7 separate regions of the Homo sapiens genome follow, and regions 1, 3, 4, 5, 6 and 7 are each linked to region 2. A link is a loop called in an ENCODE intact Hi-C map of the cell type or tissue named here. Cell type or tissue: heart right ventricle. All regions are shown on one strand. Each heading gives the region's core, and the rest is flanking DNA. Links, peaks and the distances in the headings are about the cores only.

Region 1 (4,000 bases), core at 1-4,000, 960 kb before region 2:
TATAATAATTCTTTTTTTTTTTTTTTTGACGGAGTTTTGCTCTTGTTGGAGGGCAATGGCACAATCTTGGCTGACTGCAGCCTCTGCCTTCCAAGTTCAAGCAATTGTTCTGCCTCAGCCTCTCGAGTACCTGGAATTACAAGCGCCCACTACCATGCCTGGCTAATTTTTGTATTTTTAGTAGGGATGGGGTTTCACCATGTTAGCCAGGCTGGTCTTGAACTCCTGACCTCAGGTGATCTGCCCGCCTCAGCCTCCCAAAGTGCTGGGATTACAGACGTGAACCACCATGCCCGGCCAAATGTATAATTCTTTATGGGCTGTGATGAGGGAAATAAGTTTACAAGTTCGGATATCATGTTCTCATGGATAGTTCAGGCCATTCTTTTAGAATGTAGGAGAGGTTAAACATAAGCTATGGAAGGAAAAGCATTCAGTGCTGGTGCTCAGCACTGGGGCTGGTTATATGACTATTAAAGTTTACACAGTTTGATCCTGAGGTTAGTAATCCATTTTCTTCTGAATGAATTCAATGACTTTTATGGAATTTCTTTCAAGTTTTAAATCTTTTACTTTACCTTCTTTATGCTTAAAGACATTTTTATTTTCACCGTGAAATAGCTTTCTTACCAAATAATACAGTGTGTGGCTAATTTACCCTTCAGGGTCCTTAAATTAACTAAAGTTCATTTTTTGTTCAATTTTCATAGGAGAAAATTATTGCACAAATTTTGCAGAAAGGTTCAAAATGTTCTCCTTGGCTGTTTGGAACAATGACATCGAGGAGATTAAACTGCTCAGTAATTCACTGCTTTAGTTATTTCTGGTTGAAATATAATGTGCTATAATGTACAGTGAGTTGTGTATAGGAAGCAAGGTTGTTTCTTGCGTAATTCTACTCCATTACTATTCCATAGCCTTATATGTAGGATTTCACAAATTCTATGTTGCCCAAACCAGTTCATTTTCTATAGATTCTTGGATATGCAATTTGAAGTATACAAAACCATGCAGATTCTAAGAGTGGTGGACACACATATAAGAAAGATATGATTGTGCAGATGATGGATGTGACTGCAGTCTGAGAAGAAATATTTGCAGCAAGGAATTGTAGTGCTTACTGTGCCAGGCATTGTCTGAGTCATCTAATTCTCACAACACTATAAGGCATCTTCTCCACTTATCTCCATTTTACAGGTGGAAAAACTGGGGCACAGGGAGATTAATCTACTTGCTCAAAGCTGCTGTGCTCGTGCGGGACAGAGAATGACTTGAGTGCAGTAACTCTGTCTCTAGAGTCTCTTCCCCTAGCTACCTATGCAATGCTGCTCAGACAGCAAGAGAAAAAGAGACAGAAAAAAAAAAAGTCTTTTAAAATTAATATTTGTTCACTGAGGGGCAACGAGTAATAGTCATAAGAGTTTAGTTGAAGAGAATTTTCCCATAAACTCAAGAATGCCAAATGAACTTTATACTGATGATGGGTATGTATAATTCTGGGATACAGTGTCTAGGCTACTTGGCCCTTAAAATTAATATTGACTAAATGTTTAATTGTCTGTTCCATTCTAGACATAAAGATCCCATTAATTCACAACATTTTTTTCCATCTCATGTGATGATGTGGCTAATATTATTATGCTAATTATTTCTAGTTGCTTGGTTTCAAAAACTATGAGACCCGATTCAAATGGTGAATGAGAGTCCTTGGCTCCTTTAGGCCACTAGGGTGCTCCATTGCTCTGAATGGCATCTCAGCGTCTGGTTGAGTTTATCCAGAATAAAGTGAAATCACATGAGCATGTTATTCTCTACTCACTGAAAAAGATCAGGAAGACAGGGTCTTGACAAAAAATGCAGTACATCTCAGAAATCTGGAGAAGAAAGTGGAAGACAGCCAGGCCGAATTAACGAAAATCAGACTCAAAATATTTTTTAAAAATTCAGTTTTATTACATTCTGATACAGTGCATCCTTAGCTTATAAGTTATAAACAGGTACTAAAAATGATGTCAACAAAAAAGCTGTAATGTACAGTATTTCTTTGCATATAGTAGGTGGCTATTAAATAGTTGTTTGAGGTAAAATTTACCTATAAAAGAGCAGTTTGACATACAAATCTATTTGATAGAACTAGCTCTTGTGGCATTTTTACTTAATAAGGATCACATAAGCTAAATGGAAGTCACTATTAATTTCAAATATTTTATTTGATTACATAAATATTCTGAATAAGAACATTATGAGTTTGGAGTGAGAGTATTTTATAAACAATTTTTTTACAATATACTTTTATTCCATAGGGCCATTTGTTTACAAAATAATTGTTTTTCAAGTTTTCCTTATGGAAAATTTCAAACATAGACAAAAGTATAAAGAATAGATTAATGAACCTTCTCTGTGGCCCATCCTATTTCATCTCTACTCCTGCCCATTTCCCTCCTCTGGCACTGGATCATTTTTAAGTGCATCCCAATGTCAAATCAGCCAGGCATGGTGGTTCATGCCTATAATCCAAGCCCTTTGGGAGGTTGAGGTGGAAGGATCGCTTGAGCCCAGGTGTTCAGGACTAGCCCTGGCAAAGTAGCTAACCAGGCCTTGTCTCTACAAAAAAAACAATAATGATAATAAAATAGCCAGGCATGGTGGCATGTGCCTGCGGTCCCAGCTACTTGAGAGGCTGAGGTGGGCAGATCGCTTGAGCCTGGGAAGTGGAGGCTACAGTGGCCGTGGTTGCTCCACTACACTCCAGGTTAGACCACAGAGCAATACACTGCCCAGAAAGAAAGAAAGAAGAGAGAAAGAAAGAAAGAGAGAAAGAGAAAAAGAGAAAGAAAAAAAGAAAGAGAAAAAAGAAAACCAATGTCAAACCATTTAAATAATATATATTTAAATATTTATAAATATTTTATCATAGATGTTCTTTAAGAAGAAAAAAACATTTATTCTTAAGGCATTTTAATAAGTACTCAAACCAATCAATCCATTTCAGTCTTCACGAGCATGAAGCTGCTATTCATGACAAAAGCCTGATTCTCGAAGCCAGGGCGTCATTTTTCACGACACAAACAAAATAATTCTTGGGCTAGCATTCCACCAAGCAATGTGACTCTGCAAATTTCTCCAAGGGAACACTTGCAGACAGCCCCTTCTACTACAGAAAAAAAAAAAAGATTCTAAATATTATATCAGGTAGAACTAACTATGAAAGATCAAAATTCAAAGACACGCAATTGCATCCTAAGTCAATATCATATGGGTTTCAGATGTTTCTATGCCAAATCAAGTGCAGTTACCCATTCATTGTTTAGCGACAAGATGCAGGATGCTTTACAATGACTCAAATGCCCCTGAATTACTCATGGAAACCTGGGATGTGCTCCAGGACGGTGTGTGCAAATTGCTATTCTCTGCTCCTGATGTTTGAAACAGAAGTTCCAACATTATCGTCATTTATTCTCTGACACATCGAAACGAGACTGAAGTATGAGACATTAGTCTGCCTTATGCAAATCTTGACATCCCATAATGGGATGCAGAGCTTAGCATCCCCCAGGCTTCTTGCCTATGTGCGGGTCTTGTAGTGTTTTATCCTGTCTGAAGCAGTTAAATCTTTTTCACTCCCCTTGATGATTTCTCCCCACAGTGATTTATTTGTGTGTGGGGAGTTGGGGGTGGGAGTGCTCATGAAAATTAGAAAAAGTGTGGAAGATAATTTACTGAGGTGCTCTTCTGCTGATGATCTGTGACTGTCTGAATTCTTGTCTCATACAAAGTGGGGCGCTCCTCTGCATTCCAGAACCATTTTAAATCAATGCATAATTTTCCTCATTTTCCAAACGAGTAAGTCCTTTGGGGAAACTAGATTAACACCCCCAGAGAAGGGGGGTCTCCATTTATCACTAAGTGGACATTAAGCAAGCAGGAGCTGTGTGAAGTTTCTTCCTTTGCCATGTTAATAGACCTGGGCTTGACAAGAAGAGAATATGTCTCTTTGGAA
Region 2 (4,425 bases), core at 186-4,185:
GGGTGAGAACTGCCCCCAAACTGAGCTGCCAGTTAGATTCAGAAATGTGCTCAGGCTGGTGGGTAGAGCTGCCTGACACTTTATTCCTTTTCTTCATGTCATTTACTGTAATATTAATAATCTCTGGTTACACATCATCTCTAAATGTCACGATCTTGAAGGTCAGTGTTAGGGGTGAATTGTGTCTCCCAGAAAGCCAAGTTCAAGTTGTAAACCGTACCTGTGAATGGGACCTTATTTGGAAATAGGTATTTGTGAATGTGATCGAGTTAAAATGAGGTCATGCTGGCTTACCTGGGGACTTAATCCAATGATGGAGGTCCTCCTAAGAGGAGGAAATTTATACCGAGACACACAGGGAAGACCTCAAGTGACCACAGAGGCAGAGACGGGAGCGATGTGGCTGGAAGCCGAGCAATGCCAAGGACTGCATCAGCACTAGAGGCTGGAAGCAGGGGAGACCCTTTCCGGAGCCTTCAGAGGGACCACGGCCTGTGGACCCCATGATTTTGGACCCTCAGCCTCCAGAACTGTGAAAAAACACACTTCTTGTGTCAAGCCCGAGGTTGTGGCAATTCATTGCAGTGGCCCGAGTGCACTAAGATCAAAGTCCTAAAACCTTTGTTTTCCATAGGAGGATATCGAGGCTCAGAACACTGTCCCTCCACAAAAGGGTGGCACTGCTAAGACTAGGCCCAGACCTTCTCCGTCAGCCCTGTTCTCAGGGATCCCTTGGCGATGGGACCTGAAGTTCTGGAGGGAGCTGCCACAGCAGCATGGATCCAGGAGGCTCCCGGGTCACATGCTTGGGGCAGTCGGAGGTTCCAAGTGTGGTGCCAAGTGCCCAGTTGAGTTGTTGGCACTTCTGGCCTTTGGAGTCACTCTGTGGACGCTGGTAAGTCATCAAAGAGGGTGTTGCCTCTGTGAACGTCAGGGGCACAGCCTAGCGGAGAGTGGGCCTTGGGGACATGGGGACCCCTAATTTAATATAGACATGGCACACAAGGCAGTGGAGGCAGCTCCTGTCAGCACCCTGGGGCGGCAGACAGGCTGGAACCTGTGGTCTCGGGATCAACCACCCTGGGAAGCAAAACGTACTTCCCGCCGTTCTCCACACTGAGGCGCCATTAACAAGGCCCTAGCAAGCAACTAGGCCTGGCTCGGGCAAGGCCGCCACTTCCGTAAGCTTTAGAGCCAAAGACAGCAGGTGCCCAAGGGAGGCACTGCACCAGTGTGAGAGTGTGAGTGTGCAACAGAACACACGTGTGTGAGTGTGTGACAGTGTGTGGGTTTGATTGTGAGCATGCTGTGATTGAGTGTGTGTAACATCATGTTAGGTATGGGCGAGTGTGCATGTGAGTGTCTACAAGCATGAGTGTGTCACAGAGTGTGTATGTGAATAAGTATAGGAGTGTGTGTGAGAATGTGTGTGCACGTGCAAGAGTGAGAGGGTGTGTGCGTGTGTGACTGCCTGTGTTGGGTGTGTGTGAGTATGGGCCTGTGTGTGTATGTATAAGTTTGTGAATAAGTGTGCATGTGTGTGGGTAGAGATGAGTGTGAATGTGTGTATATGTGTATGTGCATGAGGTTGTGTGGGCTGTGGATGTGCATTTATGAGTGTGGATGTGCAAGTATACACCTGTGTGCATGTATGAGTGTGTGTGTGAGTTTGTGAATAAGTGTGTGAGTGTTGATGTGGTTGTGTACATGTGAGTGTGTGTGTGGCTGTGGCAGTGTGTGTGTGTGTTTCTAAGTGAGTGTAGGAGTGCAAGTGTGGGCGGGCTCTGGCAAATGCATGGGAGCCTCAAGAGGCCCAGGAATGAGGCTGACCAGGCTGTGAGTGCACTTCCAGTAGGGATCCCTCCCAGCAGGGCCTGGATGCTGCAGCGGGCCTGCTCTGCCTGCTTTGTGTGGAGTGTGCTGCCACCCAGGGGAAGGCTCCTGGCTGACATGGCAAGTTGACATTGGTCTTGGGTGGTTTCTGTCTCTAGGCTCAGACAAGAAAAAGGACATATAGGGTGCAGGGGCCAGGAGTCAGGGACTAGCCCCGGCAGAGAGAAGGGGAAAGCGCCAAGACCCCAGGCACAGGCTTCAGAAACACCCCTACTGGACCATCTATCCACATCAGTGGGACCTCTTCCCCATTTTCCCCCTTCCCGTAGTCTAAGGTGCTTGCTGGCTAAGGGTATTAGAGGACACCAGGAGAGAGGCGTGGCCTGTCTCCCTTATGTGTCCCTAAACTGATCCTTACTGGAGATAAGTCCCCAACAATGTCTTGAATTTCAGGAAGCTTCACTTTGTTGTGTGGTCTGAAACTGCAATGCTACCCCGAGGAGCCTTGGAAATTCACATCACCATGCTCCTAAATACGCCTGGTTAACTGCTGGAGCCTTTTCATATGAAAAAGGAAACCCACTAACTGACGTTCCCACAAATCTCCTGGGTCCCTCGGGGTCTTTGAACTCTGCCTGAGAGACAGTTTCGTCACCCTCTGGGACAACAAATTCATACATTTCTATCTTGCTCCAGTTCCAAGAAAATGGCATTGTGTCCTTTAAAACGCAGTCAATTCTAAAAGCACACTTCTCCTTGCCTCCTCAAAGAGTGCTCACAACAGTGACTGATAGTTCATTCTTCTTCGTCTTCTTTCTTTAAGACAGTTTGTTCAGACTTTTTACTTACGTGCTGCAATACAGATTTTAAGAGCTCATTAGCATGGTACAGCAGCTGCACCTTTACAGGATCATGATCCTAATACGGAAAAGGCAGTTTCTGCGGCGGAGCGGTGCCTTCTGCAGGGCCCTGGCAGCCCTTGATGCTCCTGCTGTTGAGCTGTCCTGCAGCCGGGCCATGCACGCCTCCGCCTTGTTCCTCCCCCTATGGAGACAGGCGGCTGAGTCAGGCCTGTCCTCCACGGAGGGATAAGCCTGCCATGCACTCCCAGAAGCTGCCAAGTCAACCCCCAGCCGTCTCTTTCCAAGCGCTAGCTACTCCATTCCCTTCCCTCTGTGGAGCTCTTATTTCCCTACTGTCTAACCAGTCAGACACCACGTGCCCTTCAGTCCCAAGCTGTCCGCTCTGATCCCTTCGTGGAGTCTTCCGATATAAATAAACTAAACAAGGGAAAACCCACAGGGAAGAAGAAAGTCTGCAGGTTGTTTTAGACTCCAAACAGATAGGGATTGAGCTTGAAAGAGGGGCAACCGTAAATACCAGATCTTCTTGGAGAGCAGCCAAGTAGATCTGGTATTGACAGGTGCCCCTCTTTCACCTGGTATTGACAGGACCCCAATGGAAAATAGACATCATTGCATAGGCACTGATGAAACAGCACGCTTTGAAAAATAGCAAATAAAATCAGGCAAACTCTGCTGTTTTCAAAGTTAGAATCTCTTACTACGGAGTCTAGGATGGTCACATTAGCAGAATATTAGGCACAGTGGCTCATGCCTATAATCCCAGCACTTTGGGAGGCCAAGGCAGGCAGATCACCCGAAGCCAGGAGTTCGAGACCAGCCTGGCCAACATAGTGAAACCCCATCTCTACTAAAACAAATATAAAAAATTATTCAGGTGTGGTGGTGGGTGCCTGTAATCCCAGCTACTCGGGAGGCTGAGGCAGGAGAATCACTTGAACCTGGGAGGCGGAGGCTGCAGTGAGCTGAGATTTCGCCATTGCACTCCTGCCTGGGCAACAAGAGCAAAACTCCATTTCAAACAAACAAACAAACAAACAATATCAGCAGAAGATTAACAGACTAAGAAGATAAGGCTGGCCAGGGTGGCGGGCTGCGTGGCGGGCTGGGTGGCGGGCTGGGTGGCGGGCTGCGTGGCGGGCTGCGTGGCGGGCTGGGTGGCGGGCTGCGTGGAGGGCTGCGTGGCGGGCTGGGTGGCGGGACAGAACGGTGTCCCACGTGGCGCTTTCCCATCTCTGCTCACCCCCTTACCATCCCCTTGGCAGCTCTCCCAGATACCTTATCTAACAAAGACTGAGCCTTGTTCTTTTGGCTTAGGATTGACTTGGCGATGCGGGCTCTTTTTTGGTTCCATATGAACTTTAAAGTAGTTTTTTCCAATTCTGAGAAGAAAGTCATTGGTAGCTTGATGGGGATGGCATTGAATCTGTAAATTACCTTGGGCAGTATGGCCATTTTCACGATATTGATTCTTCCTACCCATGAGCATGGAATGTTCTTCCATTTGTTTGTATCCTCTTTTATTTCATTGAGCAGTGGTTTGTAGTTCTCCTTGAAGAGGTCCTTCACGTCCCTTGTAAGTTGGATTCCTGGGTATTTTATTCTCTTTGAAGCAATTGTGAATGGAAGTTCACTCATGATTTGGCTCTCTGTTTGTCTGTTATTAGTGTATAGGAATGCTTGTGATTTTTGCACATTGATTTTGTATCCTGAGACTTTGCTGAAGTTG
Region 3 (4,425 bases), core at 196-4,195, 220 kb before region 2:
TCGCTAAATGAAGGGCTGGGTGAGAGGCTGTCTCAGGGAATGTCGGCTGGAACATTCTCCAGGGGCTGTGTTTAGGCATGGCAAGGGCACGTGGAGAATTTCACACTGCAATGCCAGACCGGACCTGTGAGGCCACAGACTTTGAGTGGCTCTAAGGAAAGCAGGTCACAAACACACAGCGCAGGATCCCTATGAGTTTAGCTTTAAGTCCAGCTCAAATATTAGCAACAAACAAGGTAGTAGTAGCGAAAGGATATTAGCAAGCAATATCGCATAAGGGTGACCGTTCATTGTCAAGCTTAGCTGAAAGTTGCATATCCTTAGTTTTTATGTTAAGTGTTTGTGTGTGTGTGGGGGGGGGGGGTGGGGGGGTAGTAGAGGACAACCCAAATGCAGTTGGAATGATACAGAGTAGAAATAAACGAATACGGAGATCTGCAGATCATGGAGCAGAAAGTATGAGCTAAGCTTTACATGGAATTAATGGGGTAGATGTGGTGGAGTGGCAGTATTTCTTTCCCCTCGCAGAAGTAATAGGCAGGCTGTCCTTCATGACACCGGGGTTTAGTATTATTTATCTAGATGTAATATTCAGCTGTAAATGGGACAGACATACAAGTTGTATTCTGGTTTATTTTGAAACGGAAAAGTACAGTGACGTTACAAAAACAGTCACTTTAATCAGGAGCATTCATTTCCTTGCTAATGATGGGGTGTATTCAAATGTATGAATCAGAGATTTGTGAATTTATCATTTTGCCCCATGCCTCCCTCAGAGCCCATTATCTAAAATTGGTGCAGGAAGCAAACAGTGTCATGAAAATAGGTTAACCTAGTAAAATTTAGTTAACTGTACATCACTTCTGAAACTTCGGTGTGTGCACACATCCCCTGGGGATCTGGTTAAAATGCAGATCCTGCTTTTATAAGTCTGGGTGGGGATTAAGATTCGGTATCTCTAACAAATTTCCTGGAGATGCCAACGCCCCAGTCCATAGACCGCAGGTTGAGAAGCAAGGCAGTAAAAAGATTTATGACTTCTGTTCCACAATCCCAGACTGCGCACTTAATACTGCGAGGCAGGTGCCACGTTCAGATCTAGTACCATGAAGGTAAACAAGACCGGTTCCTGACCTCGAGGGACTCAAGGGGACAGTTTTGCTTTCATGAGTTTCATGTTGGACACAGGTGCACAGAGGTCACTATGGAATGCAGGACAGACTGGGCTGAGGTTTGCCTTGCACTTTGAAGAAGCATTTCCAGAGCAGGTTCAGAATGCAGTCAGTGACGGAAGGGGCGACTTAGTCTACAGTGTTTGTATTGATGGAGACAGCCGCTGAACTATCCTGAGATGCTCCCTTAAGCCTCTGCATGTTGATAAGAACTCGTCCAAGGCAGCCAAGGCCAATGCTGTGTCTCTTAAGTGGCTTTAAATGTCACAGATAGGATGTGATGAAGAGCTAGAATAGAGGCGCTATTAATAGAGAATGTGTCCTCGCATCAGTAGCTCAGATCATGCGGTTCCAAATAGATAGTTTTTTTTAAAGAAAGGATTCCAGCCTACACAGTCTCCTACTTACCAGGGTCTCAGGAATTGGGATGTGGAGACAAATGACTTACGCCCCCCACAAGCTGTGCTTCACAGAGGGGGACACCCCACTTCCCGGATCAGGCCCGTCCTCACCCCACTGGGCTGCCTTTCACATCCTCCCTAACCTCTGCATTTCACTGGACAAAGCACATCAAAATGTGACATTTCTTCCCAATAGTAACAGAAATTTGGCTTTGGAATTAATGTCACCATTATATCTCTTTTTTTACGTATCCATTTTTTAACACAAACATTTTATAAACTGATTTTTGAATGCTTATCAGTTCTCTTATAATTTTACAGTTATTATTGTTAGAATTTCAAAATAGTGAAAGCTTCGCTGCATATATACATAATTTAGGCTGACAGATTTGCAAACATTATGTCAAATATTGATGATAGGAAAACTGTAGCTAAGTAATTCTATTGATTCTATACATGAGGATGTTTTGTATCTGGAAAACATAATTGTGGAAACACAAAAATGTCTCTTCATATAATGATAAATATTAGACTGTCACCTTTTTTAAAGAAAAATAAATATTTAGGTGCTTTTATATTGAAGATGATCAACATGAAAAATCAGCATGATGGCAAAAAATGTGGGATATCTGCTGATTGTAAAAAGACATAGAACATCCATACTGAGGGGGCCATGGAAAATAAAGGGAAGTTACTACAATACAAGACATACAAGTTACAGCTGGGTCAGGGGCTCAGTCATGACTCACTTTAAGGTTCATCTGCACACCTGTTGGGTATAAACCACAGCTTTCACTGTTGGTTGACTACAGATTCAACATCAACACTGTTGCCCTTTTATTTCAAAGACTGAGGGGTAAATGGGCTTGAAGTGACACTTTATGGGTCTGGGCCACCTCCCAGGTCTCAGAGGCTCCCTCCACCGTCCCTCCCAGGCCCCAAGGCCCACTAGGCTGCTCCCAGCACTGCCCATAGTAGACAGAGTCCCCACGGCCCCCCAGGGCTGTAGGCTGTCTTCACTGTCCTTCTCTCAGTGGGCTCTCCACAGCTTCAGTCCTTTACCCTGCAGGGAGAATAAAAATAGTCTGATGAACAAATCCAGTCTCATAACAATGATATAGTTGCTTCAATAAATGTATCTTCCCAAGTACAATCTGCATTAATTCTTCCTAGCTCTCAGGACAAGATTAAATATCATTTATATTAAATATATTGTATAATATGTTCTATATTATTATATATGATATTAAATGTAACAGAAGAATGGCAACAACAACAACTATCTATTAAGCCAGTGGTTCCTAAATACGTACAGTTCAGAATCACTTGGTGTCTTTTAAAAGCTCTAAGGGTCAAACTGTAGGCTAGACCAATTACACCATAATCATGGGAGTAGTCTGAGACACCTTCCCTAGCATTTTCCGAAGGTCCTCAGATGATGCGTGCAGATGAGCCTGGGAACCAAGGCAGGAAGCATTTACCCCAGGACCTTGGCGAGGTGTTACCTATACGCTTCCATTTGACTGGGGGTTTTGGTCAAGGTCACTGGGATGGTCAGAGATGACTTGGCCAGCCTGACTCCAAAGCCACACTCTCTGCTGTACTTGGGAGTAACACATGCTTAATGCAAAAGGTGGATTTGGCTGAGACCACTTCAAGGCAATCCAATGAATGGATGTTTCAGAAAGAGGTTTGCTTTCTGGCCTGTCTCAACAATTTATAGTTCTTTCAACAAGGTTTATTGAGAATTTATTGTGTGTCAGGTCTGACCCTGGAGAGACAATGATGAAGAAGACAGGATCACTTCTCTCCAGCAGCTCATAGTTTACTAAGGAAGATAAAAATAATTAGAAAACAGCGTGCTTTGTGCTGTGTGCTGAGGTCCTGAGAGACATCCTTTATGGTTGTGCAGAAGGCTGAATAGAAAGGCAGAGGCTTTGCACGGCAAGGAGGATGAAGAGATGGGGGAGTCCAGGCAGCAGAAATAGAACATATGTGAGGCTCTGTCCCCAGGCTCTGAAGATCGGAGTAATTCTCTGCAAAAGGAGTTGGGACCTCAGTCATGATTAGGCAAGGACTAGAAACTTCCACAAGGGCAAGAATGCAAAGGGCTTCATCCAAGGGGAAACTGGGAGACATGAACTATTTTATGTTGTTTTACCTCTATGCAGAGCAACACTTCACTCAATGAGTTTTTACAAAGAAAACTTACAACGCGGGGCCTCTGTTGGTGAATGGAGTCAAGGTGGAAGATGATGGAGGCAGGGAATGCTGAAGACCACGAATGCTAAGGGCCATGAACACTGAAGACAGACAGTGAATGCTGAGGATGGTGAATTGATTTCTTCTTATTCCTGATATGAGAGCAGCCCCGCTGCTGGTGACAGCCATGGAAGATGCGAGTGTCACAGATCAGCGTGCAGTCTGTCAAAGTAGCTCATGCATCTAATCTAATCCTCCCAACAACCCTATAAGCTAGGTATTATTATTATTATTATTGGCGTCCCTATTTTACAGATGAGGAAACTGAGGCACACACTGGCTTTTCATGACTGCACAGCTAGCAAGAGGCAGTGGGATTTACGGTTATGCGCCTGATTCCAGAGTTTGTGCTCCTAATCTTTACATTTATGCACTCTCTTGCTTTGGTCTGGAATGTGCTGCTTAAGCAGACAATACTATGAAGATTTTAATGGCCTTTTAAAGAGAAGCCAGATCTTCCTTCTCACTTTTTTAGTTCTTTCCTTAATTATTCCCACAACATATATATACGTTCTATCATCTCTGCTTAACAAGAGCTGGAAAGAATTTAATTCTCTGCACGGTAAAAATGACATCAGTTCTGAGGTTTT
Region 4 (4,424 bases), core at 425-4,424, 56 kb after region 2:
ATAGAATTATTAAACAACCTCATCTTAAGGTGTTTCTTCCTCCATAGCAGCCCAAAGCCTGCGTATGGAAATGGAGCAGTAAGGGACCTCGCAGGCAAGGCCTGCTTCTGTCCCCTCTCTAACTGTGCCACGTGCCAAACTGTGCCCAGGTCTGCTGGGCTGAGCTCTTTGTTCAATTAGTCAGTGGCCTCAGCCTTTTGCATCATAGCCTTCACCGGACACTCGAGTGTGCCTTCTCCTAAGGAAGCAGATCAAGTTCATCCCATGCCTTTGGGCCAATGCTGGCATTATTTTCATTTCTACTTCCCTTGTCCTTTGCTGAAATAGAATTTTCACAGCTGCAGCTCACATCCCACTTAGGAAACCACATGGGCCACCACTATTGGCTGCCTTTCAACAACATCTGGGAAACGTACACTTTGATCAATATCTGTCTCTACACAGAAAAAAGAACACTTCTTCAGCTCTTCTATTTGATTCTATTTCTTCTAAGAAACAGACTTCTTCGGAAATCTGTCAAGTGATATATCCAACTTCATTCTGCTGTTTCCCCATGCCTGGTTCTGCTCCTTCTATCCCAAAGATCCTGGTCAAGGGTAATTACGTTGGAAGTTTCGCAACCTACCAGTAGGCCCGGCAGGTCCCATCTCTCCTTTCTGGCCAGGGGCACCGTCAAACCCAGGAATACCTGGAGGTCCAGGTATACCCACCAATCCTGTAACACCTGAGGCAGAGGAAAAATAATTTATGATCCTGTATGGCAGTAAGCTGTATCTCTTTCTTCCCTTCTTAAATGTCCTTTTCAGTGTTCAAGGAGCCAAGCATAAAGTCTCACTGCAGATGAGAACGTTTTCTCGGACAGCCAGGAGTTGCTTCCCACAAAGTCGAGTACAGACTTTGCAGAAGCAGCTGGATATTCATAAGGGGGTGTGTGTTTGGGCACCTCGTTCTGAGTTCTCCCTGGTTTCTTGCTGTTTGGCAGATTGGTTTGGAAAAGGCAGGTGATGTGGAGGGAATGAGAGACTGGATAACTTTCCCTCTCAGCCATATACTGGGGTCTCAATTTTTAGGCAACAGATATACCAACATGGATAGTTTTTTTGTTTTCATGTACATAGCTTGTTCTTCTTCTTTCTTTCTCTCTCTCTTTTTTTTTTTTTTTTTTTTTTGAGACAGGGTCTCGCTCTGTCACCCAGGCTGGAGTGCAGTGGTGTGACCACCGCTCACTGCAGCCTCGACCTCCCGGGCTCAAGCGATTCTCCTACCTCAGCCTCTCGAGTAGCTGGGACTACAGGTATGCACTACCACACCTGGCTAATTTTATCATTATTATTTTGTAGAGACAGACTCTCCCTATGTTGCCCAGGCTGGTCTTGAACTCCTGGGCTCAAGTGATCCTCCCACCTCAGCCTCCCAAAAAGCCGGCATTACATAGGTGTGACCCAGTGAGCCTGGCTAGCTTATTCTTAAGTATCATTAAATTTTCTTTGATGCTTTCAACTTTAAAATGTTTTCATTCTCCTTTACTTCCCACCCACTCCTTATCAGTAGCTCTTCAAATAGGAGATGTTTCACTCAAATAAGCAGAAGACTATGTTAGGGTTTCAGGAAATAACAGAGAATTGTACAGACAGTGCCAATCAGGCAGCGCTCCTGGGGGCATGGATGGAGAGCACCGATTTTTACCATTCCAGATTGCTACATGCCACCCCCATCTGGAGCGGGAGGCAGGAGGGGGAAAGGTAATGATCTGGTTCTTTGAGCCCATGTTTTTCTAACTGAACACAGATGTGTTGTTATGTGTTCCTCTAGCTTTTCCTGGGTTTTCTTCTGGATTTTTTTTAGGTCCCTTTAAAAATGTCATAGGTTTTGATATGCATTGAAGGGAGGTAAGAAACTCATATTCATATGTGTGTGTATAATCATTACCCAGAAACTTATTTTAGATACATGGGTGAGGAGGAACTCTGACCACTGCCCCTCTGGGCTCCCCATACCGCCCTGCACAGGCCAAGCCTTCTCACCTTGCTGGCCTTTCGGGCCTGGCAGTCCCTGAAGCCCTTTCAGCCCTGGGGGGCCCTCAGGACCAGGGAGCCCGGGCTCCCCTTTGATGATGTCGTAAGGACCTGGGGGGCCAGGAGGACCCGGGAGACCTGTGGGAATAGGGAAGGCATTGATCAATTTCACTGTCCACATACTGGGGCGGAAACAACTTTAGAAGGAGAATCCCGGGTGAAGCTATCCAAATGGAACGTACTTCTCAAAGGTAAAGTCATTATCAAAACCCAGGTAATCAGATCTTCACAAAACATGTCCAATCTGCACATCTTTATTATTTAACCTGAAATCCTGAACTCTCGGGCAAAGGCATTGGGGCATCAGCGTAACTTCCCACTGCATTCTGGGCTCTGGGACCCCTGACAACTGCCCTGCAGCCTCATGCCAGCCCTCCCAGCAGGGAGAGAAGCTTGTTCTTCCCAAGCAGCCCCCGCTTCTGACGTGGAGAGTGCCACTCTGCGATTAGGACATTTTTCCCACACTCATCTGAAACCTGCCTTACTGTATAGTATCACACTGGTCCTGATCTTTGAGTGACGAATGAACTTAATCCTTCTTCTGCATGGCAAGTCTTGGCATGTGGTAAGAACCACACAAAGTGCGAGTTCCCCTCAGCCTCCCCGTTTTCAGCCCAATACCCTCAACTCTCCCTCCCCTTCCACATACCCTCCCTCCCCTTCCACACACCCTCCCTCACCTTCCACACACCCTCCCTCCCCTCTCCTTCCTTGGGTTCCACTTCTCAGGGCATGTGGTTTCTCATTCTCTCTCCCAAAACATGGTTTGGAAAATTAAATGATGCCCTAGAAGTATGGTCTGCTGTAAAGAGGAAGCAGGATGAATACTGTGCTTAAACCATTCCCTTTTGAGATGATGTGGTTTTCGGCGACTTTCATGCTGTAGGCTCCCACCGGTGGAGAAGCCAACAGCACCTTTCCCAGGAAGAATTCTTTACTGTGCAGCAGGAATGCACTCCGTCTCTAAGTGCAAGATTGATTTTCTTTCCTATTATAACTTTCAGTGGTTGATTTCAGGCTAACTTGAGAGCCTTGGGAAGTTTCTGAATTCTGAGCCTGTCAGTGAGAACCTCGGCCACCCCTCCCCTGGAGTTCCCTCAGTCCTGGATTTATCAGATTCTACTTTCAGACAAGTCGCTGGTTAAAATGTCAACTACAGGAATCTTGACTTGCTGCAAAGAATTCCCTATCAATTGTTTTTAATGATTTTTGAGTCATTTCACATATGAAAAACCAAACACCCCAATTCTGTGCATTCCTGGCTTTTACATTTTCACAAAGCACCAGTAAGGTGTCCACAGATCAACAAACTCTCCTACCTTTAGCTCCCGGGACGCCTTGATCGCCTTGATCACCTTTAATTCCCTGGAGGCCAGGAAGACCTTTTGGACCTAAAAGCAGAGGGAAAGCACTGTCTTGCACAGAATTCCCAATGATATACAAATATGTGTGTGTATATATCTCTCTCTAGTGCACACACATACATGTACACAAATGTATAGATAAATGCATATACACACACATATACTCATATATGCATACCCATATATACACATTCATACACCTGCTTATGCATGCATACATATACACATACATATACACACATATATGCATATATACACATATATGCACACATAGACAGTGAACAAATTTCCAATTTATCTTCAAGGAAGAAAACAGCATTATTTCTGGTCACGTGTGTAAAACTTTTAATGAAACTCTTTTTTCTAGAACCCAGAAGCTACATTTTTATAAGCATGCAGCCAACTGTAAAATGATCCAACTAGTGGAGGGGCATAGGGCACTGTTTTTGGTCCCGATCTGATTCACACATGTCCCCAGTTGGACCACAAGACACCTTGAGGCTGCGACCTGTTTTATTCACCTTTCACGTGTATCTGACTCAGCAGTAAAAACTGCAGTGCCTGGGGAGCTGGTAAGCAGCCCAAAAATGTGTGTTTAATATATGAATAAATTAATGAATAGCCCAAATCCATGACTTCTTATTGAGATATTAATGATCCACTGATTCTTAATAAGAAAATCAGAATGTCTTTACACTGGCATCCATAAGATTATACAAATTGGGCTGCCACACAGAAATGCCATTTTTAATTTGAAGAGAACAGTATCTCGTGCTATAATGGCAGCGGTGCTATCAGTGCTAAGGTGCCCGAGGTTAGCAAGCTCTTCACACAGCGTCTGCTGCTGCAAAGGCTGTGCAGCAAGGTCTGTGCTGTCTTACCTTGAAATCCTGGAACTCCTGGAGGCCCCATATCACCCTTAGAGCCTGTGATTCCTGGAGAGCCACCAATACCCTAGACACGCAAAGAGGAGGTTGGGAATTGC
Region 5 (4,425 bases), core at 202-4,201, 240 kb before region 2:
GATACAGAGCACGTCATCTGTCTGTCCATCTGTCTGTCTATCTGTCTGTCTGTCTGCCTGTGTATATGTCTGTCTATCTATCTGTATATCTATCATCTATCTATCCATCTATCTATCATCTATCTATGTATCTATCAGTCTATCATCTATCAATCTATGTATCTATCAATCATCCATCTATCTCTCCTGTCTACCTATCATCTATCAATTCATCTATCATTTATCAATCAATCTACCTCTTTATCATCTATAAATCTATATTTGTTTCCTAGTGCTGCCCTAACTATGTACCACAAACTGGGTAGATTAAGCAGGAGAAACTTGTTGTCTCACAGTTCTGGAGTCGAGAAGTCAGAAGTCAAGAGGTCAGCTGTCTGAAAGTTGTGTGGGAGAAAATGCTCCATGCCTGCCACTCAGTCTCTGGTAATCTGCTAGCAATCTTTGGTGTTCCTTGGCTTCTGCTTCATCACCCTAATATCTGCCATCATCTACATATGACATTCTCTGTGTGTGTGTACGTGTGTTCAAATTTTCCTCCTTTTGAAGGATGCCAGTGATATTGAATCAGAGCCAACACTAATGACCTCATCTTACCTTGACTACATCTGCAAAGACTCCATTTCCAAACAAGGTCAGATTGTGAAACTCTGGGATTAGGGGAACATAATTCAACACATAACACTATCTATCTATGTCTATACACACACACTATCTATCTATGTCCGTGTACATGTGCATGACCATAAAAATACTTGGAATCCTTTAATAAAATCCTGCCTTTTGATCAAAGTTTGCTCTTGGAAAATACAATTTTATTCTAACACCTAGAGGAAAATTTTTATAGCTCACTCCAAAGTACATATTCAGTTTGTATTTAACACATAATCTGGGACAATAAAAAATGCAGCCTTGATAACTTGGCTCTAGATGTATGACTAAAACACTGAAAATGGTCCAACATCATTTTTAGGTAGTAATTATTGGACCTTAATGAAAAATCACTCAATGGAGAAAATGGTGTTAATAGTATGAGTTACAATTAGATTAAATTGCTGTTTCATGCAGTTATATAGTGAAATGTCAGGTGTTCTTGTAATTTAAGAAAATACAGTTAGAATTAATGCTATAAAAGAGTAACAGGCAATGACAATTTCTGATTCGTGTCTGCAGGGGCTTGAGGTGATAGGAACTAAGTTCTTGCCCTCTGTTGGCCCCTTTGTGCTGTAGTCAAGGGGGCAGCACTGGCCCCCTCCTGCCTGGCATCTCACCCAGGAGAAGAGCTGAGCAGAGCAGTGTCACCTTTATCCCACTCTTAGCAAAACATCGTGATGTGCTTGTACTGTGAACAGTGAGTCAGGAACATGCTTAGATAGGATGCAGATCAATCACACTCTCATCTGCATGGTGCTTTGGAGAGAGCAAAGTCTTCTCATGTGTTTTGAACATTCTTTGGATTTAGTAAGGCAACTATAACTACTCCTCTATTAAACAGATAAGGTTAGGGACACACCTGCCTCCCTGGGTGCCCATCAGATTTAAATGTGGTAATTCCTGGTAAGTGCTAAGCACCATACTTGGCACACAGAAAGCGCTTGACATATACAGCTTTATTTATTAGAATAAGTTTTATAATGAGTTTTAATGTTATTGCCTCTGCAAGATCATAAGGCTTAAAACATTCTGAGGAAGCACTTGACCTAAGGTCATCAGACTTCAATGTCATTTCAGATTGCCTTGAAACATGAAAAACAACTACGCTGCAGCAAGGGATGAAAAATCCTGAGTCACCAAAGGTCAAGTCTTGGTAAACAATATCATGGCTTCAATGCCAATTCCTGTCAACCAGCAAGATTCACTGTTATGTGAGTGCCTTTTTGAGATAGATGAGAATAAAAATCTGGTTGTCACTCTAATTTCTAAGAAAATCCCAGCCTGGGCTCGCTAAATGGGAAACACAGCAATAGGTTTCCACTAACACGGTGTCCCCATTTGTCCTCGAGGTTCATGGCAGGAAGCAAATCAGACACCTGGCCCAGTCGCCTCTCTGATAAGGAGTGGGAGAGAATGCCAGCCATGCATTTCGCGACTCTCCCTCTGCTCGTTCCCAGAAGCACACATTGAAGCTTCCTTTCCAGGGAAAGAAAAAGGCCACATTTCTGGGGAAAAAAAAAAAACTTGAAAAATAACCAAGCACTCGCTGCACATAAAACAGCTGCTGCGTGCAGACCACTTGGTGCAGCCACGACGCGGGGGAGAGTGAAGACGGGCAATTCCGGGGCGGTCGTGTCATCTTTCTGGGTGAGTACACACGTGACACCGAGAGAAGAGAAAGTGGTTTCCCAGGTTGGCGGCACCAGCACGTTGCCAGGCAATGAGCCAAGACCGAGGGCTCAGACAAAAGACAGAGCGGCCGACTGGGCTCAGCGGACACACAGCGCAGAGCCAGCTGCTGGCTGGGAGGACGCCCTGCAGCCTCGCAGGGAACGTGGGCTCCGGCTTCCAGAGGGCAGCGCCATTCGCTCACAGACGGCCAGGAGACCCTCCCTGTGCAGGCAATGCCGGGTGAGGCATCGCTCCTGAAGAATTAATCAGAAACTCAGAAAAATTCCGCCGAGCAGAAGCCAGATGAGAATCCGACTGGAAATCTAGAAGGAATCTGACCAGCATCGCAAAGAAGGGGAGGAGCTGAGTGGGAAGGCAGCCTCAGGGAGCTTCCCCGGAAAGATGGGCCTGCTCATTCCATCCCCGACAGGACTGTCAGTCATTTCACAACCACGGCTGCTGATGAAGACAATCAAACAGCAGCAACCTTCTGAGGTCAAGACAGTGCTGGGCGTCTCTCGGAGTCACTCCCCTATCTTTTCGTCTGTTCTCTCAGGACAGCTTGGTGACGTTGCTAAGGAAGGAATTTGTGAAAATGAGGAAGCGGCCCCAGAATCCTTGTTGTTTTTCCCCAAACCTGGCTACTGGTGGTCAGAGTGACCTTGAGGTGCCTCACAGGGTTGTTCCAGGTGGCCCAGGTCTGCACCCTCTGACCCATGGCCGACCATCTCCATGGCCTGTAAAGGTGCTTCTCTTAGGTGCCACCCAAGTGCCACGGCAGTGTCAGAGGGAGGCCCATAGCCAGCCTCCTGAGTCAGAGCCTTTGGGCTGGGACCGGGGCAAGCACATTTTTAGAAAGTTCCTCCAGGACACGTTTGGTGGAGCTCATCCATAATGCTCTCTGGACAACCTTTGGACTAAGTAACTTTCCTAAAGTCTCTCAACTCAGTGGCCACCACCTTAGAACTGGGAACTGTCCCTCAATGCCCACTCAGGTATTTCTGCCATGCCCTGTGTAATTTGGCCTTTCTAGACCCAGCTTTCTTCTCCCACATGGAGGCCGTGGAGGACTGCCTGTGAGTCCTGGTAACACTCCTCCACATCTTGGCAACTCCAAGATTGTTATTGATTTTCCACTTGGAAGGCTGTTATCTGTTCTTTGACAAACTCTTATCTATCCTCCAGAACTCCCTGGGAAGCTTTGGACTTAGATGTCTCCATCGCAGGCACACCCCAGCGAATATCTTATCACCATGAGCTGCGCTTGCTGATCTCATTTATTCTTCATGAAATATTTGTGGATTTTCTTTTTGTGGCCAGGCACAGGATAGACTTAGAACAGCATCCACTTTGTGAAACAAGTAGGACAGGAATGCAGATGAGTAAGGGGCAAGACAAGAAAGCACAGTGAGATGTGAGATGTGTCCTGCTAGCATGGGTGGCGGGTGGCACACAGCAAACTTTGGGGAGTCAGGAAAGGCTTCCAAGAAAAAAAGTGTCTGGGAGTTACTCATCAACGGCATAAAGTTTCAATCAACCAAGATGAGTAAGCTTCAGACAGCGGCTGTACACCATTGCATCTGCAGTCAGCAATAACACACCGACACCTAAACATTGGTTAAGACGGTGGATCTCATGTTAAGTGTACTAACCATAATAGAATTAAATATGAGAAAGAAACAATGTCTAAACTGAGACCTGTGAGTTAAGAAGGACTTAACCAGGTGAAAATGGAGGCAGGGATTCCAGGAAAGAGGCTTTGCAAACAATCTGTTGTCTCCTCTAATACACCTTAAGCCCCTCAAGAGCACAAACCATGTTCATTTGGCCTGAATTCTGAGTACCTAGTGAAGGTTCAATACATTTTGGTTAAATGAATAATCAACTCAGCTGCTGATATATATATATATGTTTGAGATATACATATATCTCATATATATATCTATATGAGATATATATATGAGATACATATATGAGAGAGATATATATATGTATATTTCTCAAACATGTATAAATATATGTGTGTATACACACTCACACACATATATACACATAAGAGGGCATTGAGAGAGAGATTGGCATTTGCAAAATAATTTGTTGCTC
Region 6 (4,425 bases), core at 170-4,169, 230 kb before region 2:
ACAATGAATGTCTCCATGTGAGACTCAACGGTGTCACACACGGTGGCCTCAGTGTGGCAAGGCACTCCCTATGGCCATCTTCTCATGCTGAGATAAGTCATTCTTCATTAACTGCCTCCGTTGCTAGCCATGTCCCCTGACCTTCCAGATAAACTATTCTCATATAAATTCTTGTCTCAGATCTGTTTTGGGGGGAGATCCCGCTAAGACAATAGCGAGAGAACCAGACAGGTAACCTAACCAAACCTGGGCTGCTTCCCGGGGAGGTGCACGCAGGTCTCTGCAAAGAGCCCCAGAGGACACCCATACGGCCACAAGCGTGAAATGCATGAGATGCTTAGGGACATGCCACACCCCAGGCTTGGGCTCCGGGGCAACTCCTAATCCCAACCCTTGCTAGCCTCACAGCCAATGCACTCTCCTCCACCGCCCTTGCTGCTACCTCCGAACACCATTTCCTAACTTCAAGTTTGTTTGATGCTCTTGTGGCCTGCTGTGCTCTCCTCCTCTGTCATCTAAATTTTACCCTCTTTCAAGGACCAGCTGAAATTTCCCATCCCCGATAAATCCATTCCTGGTTTCCCCAACACCAGGGGAACTTGCTCTTCTCTGTCATTTTGTTGCTCTGAGGGAATCCTAGTGTACATCGTTTAGTTACCTGCTTAATAGGCAGGACACTTTGCTCCCAAATCACTGTAAAAGCTTTTATAGGCTGCATTCTTGTCTTAGATTTTTTTGTAGCTTCCAGAGACCTCAGCATCTAGTTTTGTTCTATTTTCATTTGGGAAGAAAGTTCTGCTGACAATAGTTAACACATTTATTCATTCCCCAGACGCTTATTGATTTCTCAGTAAGTGATGATTTAATTATTAAGTCTGCTTTTTTTCTTATCTTTTCATTTCATTCCCACCATGTAACTATGCTCAAAGATATTCTTTTGGACAGGAACAGTTTTCTACCACGAGAGGAATAGGGCATTCTTCTGAAGAAGGTGAGGCTGGTGTGTAAACAGCAAGGCAGTCCAGAGCACCCCCTCCACCCACCACAGGCCTGCCTTCCCTCTGTGCTGCCTGGATAAAGCACCACAGCAATAATTTCTGTAGTTAGTGTCCCTATTTGCTATGTCATCCTTGACTCTTCACCCAGCAGCAAGAAGACTGAGAAAGAAATATGACAAATGAGCAAATCACTGACATTGTAGCCCATTACTAAATCAGTGCAAAGGGTAGACCACACCTGACTCCTGATAAATCCTTCTGTATCTTGGGGTCAAAGAGTTTAGGAGCATCAGGGGAGAGGACAGGATCAGAGGGGCAGGGGCGGGAGAGATGTGGAGACCATCTCGGTTCAGAATTCTGTTGCTAAACTGATTTCATTTCTAAGAATTTACTCCATCTGTTGCCCTGCTCACACTGTCTAGACAATTTCAAAGTATTACATAATTCATAGTGGCTGAACATTTTCCTGTTTACTACAGAGTCAGTCTACAAAGGTCACTGATAAAATAATCTTTTTAACTGGCATGAAAAGCATCTCAAAAATCCAAGAAGCATAAGAGCCAACCACACAATTACTTTTCAATACTCATTCACGGATAAAATAAAACCACAACGGGCCTGATGGTTTCTGGTTCCTGGCAAGGTTTTGACAGGTTTCAAAAAATAAAAGACCAGGTTGTCTCTGCATGAGTGAAATGAAGACTTATTCATGGACAGCCTTTCATTCTGTGATGCCTGCTGAACAGACACCCAATGCCGAGGACACAGCACAGCCTGCCCTGGTTAGAAACCATAGCTGAGTTAATGCATCATGCATTGCAAAATAACATTTTTGTAGTGTATTTTGTACACTTTGTACATTTTGTAGTGTATTTAATGGAGACACTGAGTACATTGACTAGAAAGTCAAAAACATACTTTGACTTCTTTTTTCAGTCCCTTTTTAGTCAAAGTACTGAAAACAAGGGAGGGAAGGAAGGAAAGGAAGGAAGGGAGACAAGGTGGAAGGGTGAAAGGGAGGAAGGGAGTAGGGGAGGAAAGATAGGGAAGGAGGGAAGGAAGGGAGGAAGGAAAGAAGGAAGGAAGGAAGGAAGGAATGGGAGGAGGGAAGGACCATGTAAGTCAACAAGGTATATCCCATTCAGTACTGTTTTCATTTTGGCACGTATGCCAGGATTTGCATATGAAAATGAACAATTGGGTTTGCAATCATAATGCTCACTACTCAGAAGCTGTTTTGGCATTCTCAGGCTAGTAGGCTGTGTCCTTGCTTTCTCTCGCACTTCTACAGGGACCATACCAGCCACGCTGTCACGTGGGACCTGTCCCTTGAGGAGGCAGTGGTGCAAAGCAGGGGTGGCCACAGGTGAGGCCAAGGCCTGGGCCAGGCGGGCTCTCTGCAAGTTTTCTGTGCCTTCCCCACTGTGAGGATCTAAGAACTGTCAGGAGGCAGGTAGACCTTTGCTAAAGCATAATGCATTTTCTTATTCATGCTACCCTTTTTATTTTACCTGCTCTGTGCATGGGATGCTCTGTGAGGTTTAGGAGACTAGACAGCAGGTTGACCAGCTCTTCAGGACTATTTGGCTTGCTAATTTAGAACTTACAAATATCCTTCTCCAAGTCCCAAAGGATGTGTCGCATGACCTCAGGGAAGCCTGTTTCTGTTTCTCTGAGTGGAGGCTGATCCACCCACAACTGCAAGAGCAGCGTAATAGCCGTCTGACTCTGGTTTTGAAAAACAGCCCTGGAAGGATGTCAGATGAGTCTGCCCATTGCTCCTGAGGGCATGAGTGTAAGGGCAGCATGGCACCCCCTGGCATCTTCAGACGAGTGTGGGCCTAGCACGCGTGCCTCTGCTCCCTCTCAGCGTCCAGGTCACAGTTCCTGGGACCACAGGCTCTGCTGGGACTTGGGACTTGGGTAGGGAAGTAAAAGAAAATGGTGCTTCGAAGCAGAAGCAACTGCCACACTGCTATTTTCTTTTCAGGATAAGCATAAATGTACTGAAATAGCCAAAGCAAAGTTTCAAGAGCATCTGGGCATAGTAACTTCTCAAATGACTACAAGTTTAGGGGTGAGCTAGCAGTGTCTGTGTGTGGTCGCTGAATAATGGCTACGTTACTGAGGCAAGGCAAATGGGGCATGAGATCTTCATAGAAGAAATCAGTAGCACAGTTGTGTATTGAAATTTATTCTGATTGGAAGCTTACAGATGTCAAGGTAAAGATAGAAATACTTTGCCTGTAAAACAAAATAAAATTTAATTTTGAGAGTTAGGTTTCACTTTTTTAAAAAAAGACTGTGAACACAAAAATTACACACATCTTCAGCTCCACTTAATCTTATCCATCTTTTGGGGTTTACTTTTTGGTCAACTTTTCTTCAAAATTAATTTGAATTGGACATGTTAAAATTGAGTTTTTGACCATAATCTATGGCTTAAATTTACCTATATATTAGAATTCCCTATGAGTAGAGTTTTACAATATGTGTGGCCTTATGTTAGCATATGACATTATATTGTATCATTATCTGGTTGGCAGTAGTCATTAATGGGTTGAATCATTTTAACTTAATATCAGTTATAAATGTCTGCTAATGTTGAAAAAGATGGTCAACCTGACTAACCTATATCTTCTGCAGTAGATTTTTTATATATTAAAAACTCCATGTAAAATGAAATTCATATTAACTCTAAATTTTGCATGGACATAATTATTCAAGGATGCCTGGAAAACTACACAAGATTCCCACAGGATGAATATGTATTTGTCCTGAGGATGCCGTTTTTATTAATGTCACATATAAAATTTTAGTCCAATTACATGCATAGCCACCTAACATGCAAGTGCAAAATTAAAATCAAAGTTAATTTATAAACAAAAACATCAATAAGATAAATACACTCCAACATTAGGTTTGAATTTGTCTAGAATTTCAAAACTGTGCTTATTATTTTTTGGAACTGGGGTTACAGTTAAATAACGAAAGTGGTATGCAAATAACATATCATGTATTTTTCCTAATCTCTGTGTCCATAATTAAGGCAGATATAATTTACATTATTGTAATTTTCATGTAATTTACATTTAATTACATATACATGACATATGCTTGTAATTTACATACTATGGGCAGTGACTTTTAAAATCTGTTTTAGTTATCTATTACTGTATGACAAATTACACCAAATTTAGTGATTTAATACAACAATAATCATTTATTATCTTTCATACTTTCTGGGGGTCGGCACTTGAGGCACAGCACATCTCTGCTCCATGATACCCGGGGCTCATCTGGAGCTCAGAGGCTGGGGCTACAATCATCAGAGGTCCCATTCCCTGGCAGGCAGGGTGGTGGATGCTGGCTGGGGCTGGGACACTCATTGGAGCAGTTGTCTGGGATGCCCACACATGGACCATCC
Region 7 (4,000 bases), core at 1-4,000, 1.1 Mb before region 2:
ATCCCAGCACTTTGGGAGACCAAGATGAGCGGATTGCTTGAGGCCAGGAGTTCGAGACCAACCTGAACAGCATAGTGAGACCTCCATCTCTACAATTTTTTTCAAAAACATTAGCTGGACACTATTTTTTGCCTGTAGTCCCAGCTACTCAAGAGGCTGAAGTGGGAGGATCACTTGAGCCCGGGAGGTCAAGGCCGTAGTAAGTTATGATTGCGCCACTACACTCCAGCCTGGGCAACAGAGTGAAACCCTGTCTCAAAAAAAAAAAAAAAGGAAAAAAAATAAGTTGACAAGTAGTTAAGAAATTTGAGAGGCTTGAATAATGCCATTTTATACAGCATAAGTAAATTAAATTTGAAAAACAAATTTATGATTTAGGGGTTAACCAAAAACATTTTTATATGTATATCACTTTCATAAAATATTATTATACCTGAAAATTAGAGATCATTCTTTTCAATGCTCTCACTTTAAAATTGGTAAAATCATACCTTATTATGAAAACTACAAGCTCTGGGGAAAATCACGGAAGTCTCAAGAAGTGTATTGTTTCCACTGTGTATTTATAAAGCACATCAGCATTGTTCTTAGAACCGCTTCCACAGTAGTTAGGGAAGGAGTTTTTGTTCTCAAATTACAGATTAGGAGACTGAGAACAGAACAGGCTATGCCACTTGCCCTTCACGGGGCTCAACCTGTTTTACTGTTGATATCATCATGCTAAATATTTGACATTCTAGAAAAGTACAGTTTAACTTGCAGCTTTTTCTTGATTTTTCATTCTTGCCAAAAAATGACTATCCAAAATCAAATTTAAGGTCTCATTTTTTTTATGCAGCGTTCCAGATTCTCTTTCAGCATTCTCTTACTTCCTGCTACCCTCTGCTCAAAGATAGCTCTTGCCAACATCCATTTTTTTCTGTTTTCCTTAAAATACCTTAAAAAACAATTAGCATTTTTTGAGTCTAGGCACAGTTGTTTTCATTAGGCCTCCTTTAGTTTTTCCAGGAGAAGTAAACAATTCTGTAATCATCGTGTTAATTTATCTCATAAGAGAGATAGCGAAGAAATGAACACCATGATGTAGGTTCTTGAATGAAGCGGCCACAGCAACTGCAAAGTCTAAATAGCGTCCAACGTGAGCCTGGAGAGGAGGGGGAGTGAAGTCTAACCTTACAAGTGAAGCCCAGCCAGTCAAACCCTAAGCACACAATTATTCATTTTTGTTATTACAATTATCTACAAGCTGTTAATTTATATCAGAATATTATTTCCTGACTCTCTTATATTTCAGGAACAGGAACATTGATTTAGAGAAAATATGTTTTGAATTATGAGGTTTTGATGTTGAGGTAGAGACTGGTAGTTTTCTTGCCATATCGAACATTTGGGATCTGCAAACTCCCAACCTCATTAATAGGGTCATCATTTTTGTAACTTACTTTTAGATATTTAAAAATTTTGCCTTTTAATCTTTCTTCTAAGCACCCTATTCATTCTCTCTGTTTGTAAAATGCATAGGAGGTGGAGAATCTGTTCGTAATTCTAGCAGCAATATTGCACCTTGGAGACATTCGGTTTACTGCCCTGAATGAGGGGAACTCCGCCTTCGTTTCTGACCTCCAGCTCCTGGAACAAGGTCAGTGGAACATGACCTTCTGACATTAACCACATTGATGTGCAATTTTGTAGATCTACCAGTAGATGGCGACATAGTACAGAAAAGCCAGTTGGCTTAAACCCTTTCCTCTATAGTAGAATTCAGTGAGGGGGGGAAATTGTCTACTTTGTTTTTTCTTAAAATCTGTTGTGGAAATGAGTAGCAAGATGTACTTTTATGTTCTCATTCTGTGCACCACATTAGCAACACTGATTCTTTAGCACATACTTGTTGTTTATTTATATTGTTCTAAGTACCCTTCACCCCACTACCCAGTGTATTTTGGGAGCATGTTATTAGCTCAACATTTTAAACAGAATGTAATTAATTCCCTTTCAAAGATCTTGCCAAAAATCTCTCTCTTTGAAGTTGCCTCGTTAGTCGCTCCCAGATTTTTAAAAAATACCTTAAAACCACAGATTGTCAGGAAACAACATATCTTCACCTATATCAAAGAGATTTAACCAGGTACCTGGAAAAAAACAATTCCATACCATCTGTGAGGACAGGGAGGAAAAACATCCGCTGTGATTTAATGCACAGAACTGTAAGAACTCATTAATATTTTGATTACTGTAAGATGTTTCTCTAGTTGAATTTGACAATTACAGTGGTAATGACTTTTTAAAATACTCATGTTTTGTAATGTGCCTATATAAAACTTATCAATTATGGCCATAAAATTCAATGTTCTTGGTATCAAAAAATATACTAACTTTATGTTTATAATGCTGATTTAATTTTAGTGGCTGGAATGTTACAAGTATCAACAGATGAATTGGCATCTGCCTTAACAACTGATATTCAATATTTTAAAGGTAATTTTTTTATGCTCTAACATCTTTGTGCAATTTAGAATCAAATATGAAAATTAAATACAGTTTGACTTGTCCCCACTTAGTGAAACTATTTCTATGAATTGAATGCCAAATGAGGAAAGCATTCTGAGCCTGTTTGGTCATTTGACATGACTATAGTGTAGACTCTTTATGCTCCTGAGAGACCATTTTGCCTAACTGGTCACCCTTTCTAGATAATCTGTCACCTTAGAAAAACAAAACCATCAATCCAAGAGGGTTTCTTCAAAGAAAATATTGGATCCATTTGCATGTGTGGTGCCATGCTGCACTCTTCAATGAAGGACCAACCTTTTCCTGCTACCTCATTGGTTAGAACAGCTGTCATTTATTGGACATATATAAACTGATAGGCATTGTGCCAAGTCCTATAAAAATTGTAGTGTTTGAATTCTCACAGATTGCTCTGATGTGGGCATTACTATTTCCATTTTAACAGAGGGGAAAACTAAAATTCAAATAAGTTAAATAACTTTGAACCTCAAATCACTAGTAAGTGACATGTTTGGAATTAGAATCTAGCGCTGTCTGACTCCCAGATGACATGCTTAATCTCTATGCTACATGCATCTCTACTCAGTGAACAAAGAGAGTGGTTTTCCCACATGATCTTCAAGTACTCACTCTAAATGATGGCCTTACTATTTTCCTCTTTATTGTGATTGTGAGAACTCACCATTCATCTAATCTTTTTTCTCTAAATCGCTACTATTCTTTCTCTATGGCCTTTTGGGCCTATGTGCATGTATTTAGGTAGGTGAGTCATTATTCCTGCCTCACTTCTACTCTCAGAATATCCCCAAACGTAATGAATCTCCCCATTGTTCACTCAGTTGCCCAAAAGTTATACTTGATAGCTCTTTCTCTTCTACCTCCTCCATGCATAGGTCAGACACACGCCATAAATATCTCCCATTCCTACTGCCTTCCCTTCATTTTCATCAGCACTGCTGAATTTATCATTCTTTCCCTGCCTTACAGCAAGACACTCCTGGTTCCTCTTTTATCTCACCTTATCTCAACTTGCCCTCCTTCCACACTACTTCTGAAATAATCTTTCTGAAATGCAATAGGCATTTCAGGAATAAGGCCAACAGTCTTTCAAAGATACACCAGCTCATCACTTTAGATGGCTTAGGAGGCCCCACTGGCACCCTTGCCTCCAGCCACACTAAGCATCTTGAAGACATTGTTCTTCTTCGCACCTTCTTTTGAGAAACATTGAGCTCACTATTAGTATCTATGATTTCCTCTGCTTACACCACCCTCACTTGCTACCACCACCCTGTGGGTGACCCACCTGCCCTCCTCAGTCACATGGCTCTAGGAACGTCAATTTCACAATGTCATAAATGGCCACACCCACTTTCACTGCCCCTTCCCCTTGTGTTGTTCCATCTCGATGGCCTTGAACTTGCAGCTCTCTGACTACATTTTCCGCCAGTATCAGTAGGTATCCTTCCTCACCCGTGCTTCTAACAGA

What was found. A loop is a pair of places that touch in the nucleus more often than their neighbours do. Peaks named below come from ENCODE experiments on the same cell type or tissue, not always from the same donor. Only the 100,000 strongest peaks of a DNase experiment are listed, where the experiment ranks them.
Region 1: it touches region 2 in a loop (7-fold over the local background); 61 of 110 quality-filtered maps call a loop at or near these places.
Region 3: a loop joins it to region 2, with 2.1 times the contacts of the local background. A loop is called at or near these places in 26 of 110 quality-filtered maps.
Region 4: it touches region 2 in a loop (5-fold over the local background); 2 of 110 quality-filtered maps call a loop at or near these places.
Region 5: it touches region 2 in a loop (3-fold over the local background); 29 of 110 quality-filtered maps call a loop at or near these places.
Region 6: it touches region 2 in a loop (3-fold over the local background); 33 of 110 quality-filtered maps call a loop at or near these places.
Region 7: it touches region 2 in a loop (8-fold over the local background); 80 of 110 quality-filtered maps call a loop at or near these places.

The regions. Positions count from the first base shown.
Region 1 is chr13:109,144,016-109,148,015 of GRCh38, forward strand. The region is part of intron 32 of MYO16 (myosin XVI); the gene reads left to right. It overlaps LOC105370356 (a long non-coding RNA gene), which reads right to left. Exons shown (of 5, transcript XR_931717.3): 5 at 2,942-3,154. Among named protein-coding and RNA genes, the nearest start is that of MYO16-AS1, 21 kb to the right of the region's middle. In heart right ventricle, for the core only: a CTCF peak has its summit at 1,732; a DNase peak (open chromatin) is centred at 1,733; H3K27me3 peaks cover 404 bases.
Region 2 is chr13:110,107,162-110,111,586 of GRCh38, forward strand. The region is part of intron 1 of LINC03082 (long intergenic non-protein coding RNA 3082); the gene reads right to left. Among named protein-coding and RNA genes, the nearest start is that of LINC03032, 12 kb to the right of the region's middle. In heart right ventricle, for the core only: CTCF peaks have their summits at 1,091, 1,936 and 2,143; DNase peaks (open chromatin) are centred at 690, 909, 1,910, 2,920 and 1 weaker place; H3K27ac peaks cover 2,403 bases.
Region 3 is chr13:109,882,322-109,886,746 of GRCh38, forward strand. No RefSeq gene overlaps it. Among named protein-coding and RNA genes, the nearest start is that of IRS2, 98 kb to the left of the region's middle. In heart right ventricle, for the core only: no CTCF peak of the experiment used is centred there; no DNase peak of the experiment used is centred there.
Region 4 is chr13:110,162,838-110,167,261 of GRCh38, forward strand. COL4A1 (collagen type IV alpha 1 chain) reads right to left here. Exons shown (of 52, transcript NM_001845.6): 44 at 4,321-4,393; 45 at 3,395-3,466; 46 at 2,025-2,153; 47 at 626-724. Among named protein-coding and RNA genes, the nearest start is that of LINC03082, 36 kb to the left of the region's middle. In heart right ventricle, for the core only: no CTCF peak of the experiment used is centred there; no DNase peak of the experiment used is centred there.
Region 5 is chr13:109,867,391-109,871,815 of GRCh38, forward strand. No RefSeq gene overlaps it. Among named protein-coding and RNA genes, the nearest start is that of IRS2, 83 kb to the left of the region's middle. In heart right ventricle, for the core only: a CTCF peak has its summit at 2,442; DNase peaks (open chromatin) are centred at 2,091, 2,361 and 2,661; H3K4me3 peaks cover 1,166 bases; H3K27ac peaks cover 3,292 bases.
Region 6 is chr13:109,873,581-109,878,005 of GRCh38, forward strand. No RefSeq gene overlaps it. Among named protein-coding and RNA genes, the nearest start is that of IRS2, 89 kb to the left of the region's middle. In heart right ventricle, for the core only: no CTCF peak of the experiment used is centred there; a DNase peak (open chromatin) is centred at 1,756; H3K27ac peaks cover 3,010 bases.
Region 7 is chr13:108,960,018-108,964,017 of GRCh38, forward strand. It overlaps MYO16 (myosin XVI), which reads left to right. Exons shown (of 35, transcript NM_001198950.3): 18 at 1,522-1,639; 19 at 2,407-2,478. Among named protein-coding and RNA genes, the nearest start is that of MYO16-AS2, 140 kb to the right of the region's middle. In heart right ventricle, for the core only: a CTCF peak has its summit at 1,696 (motif pointing right); no DNase peak of the experiment used is centred there.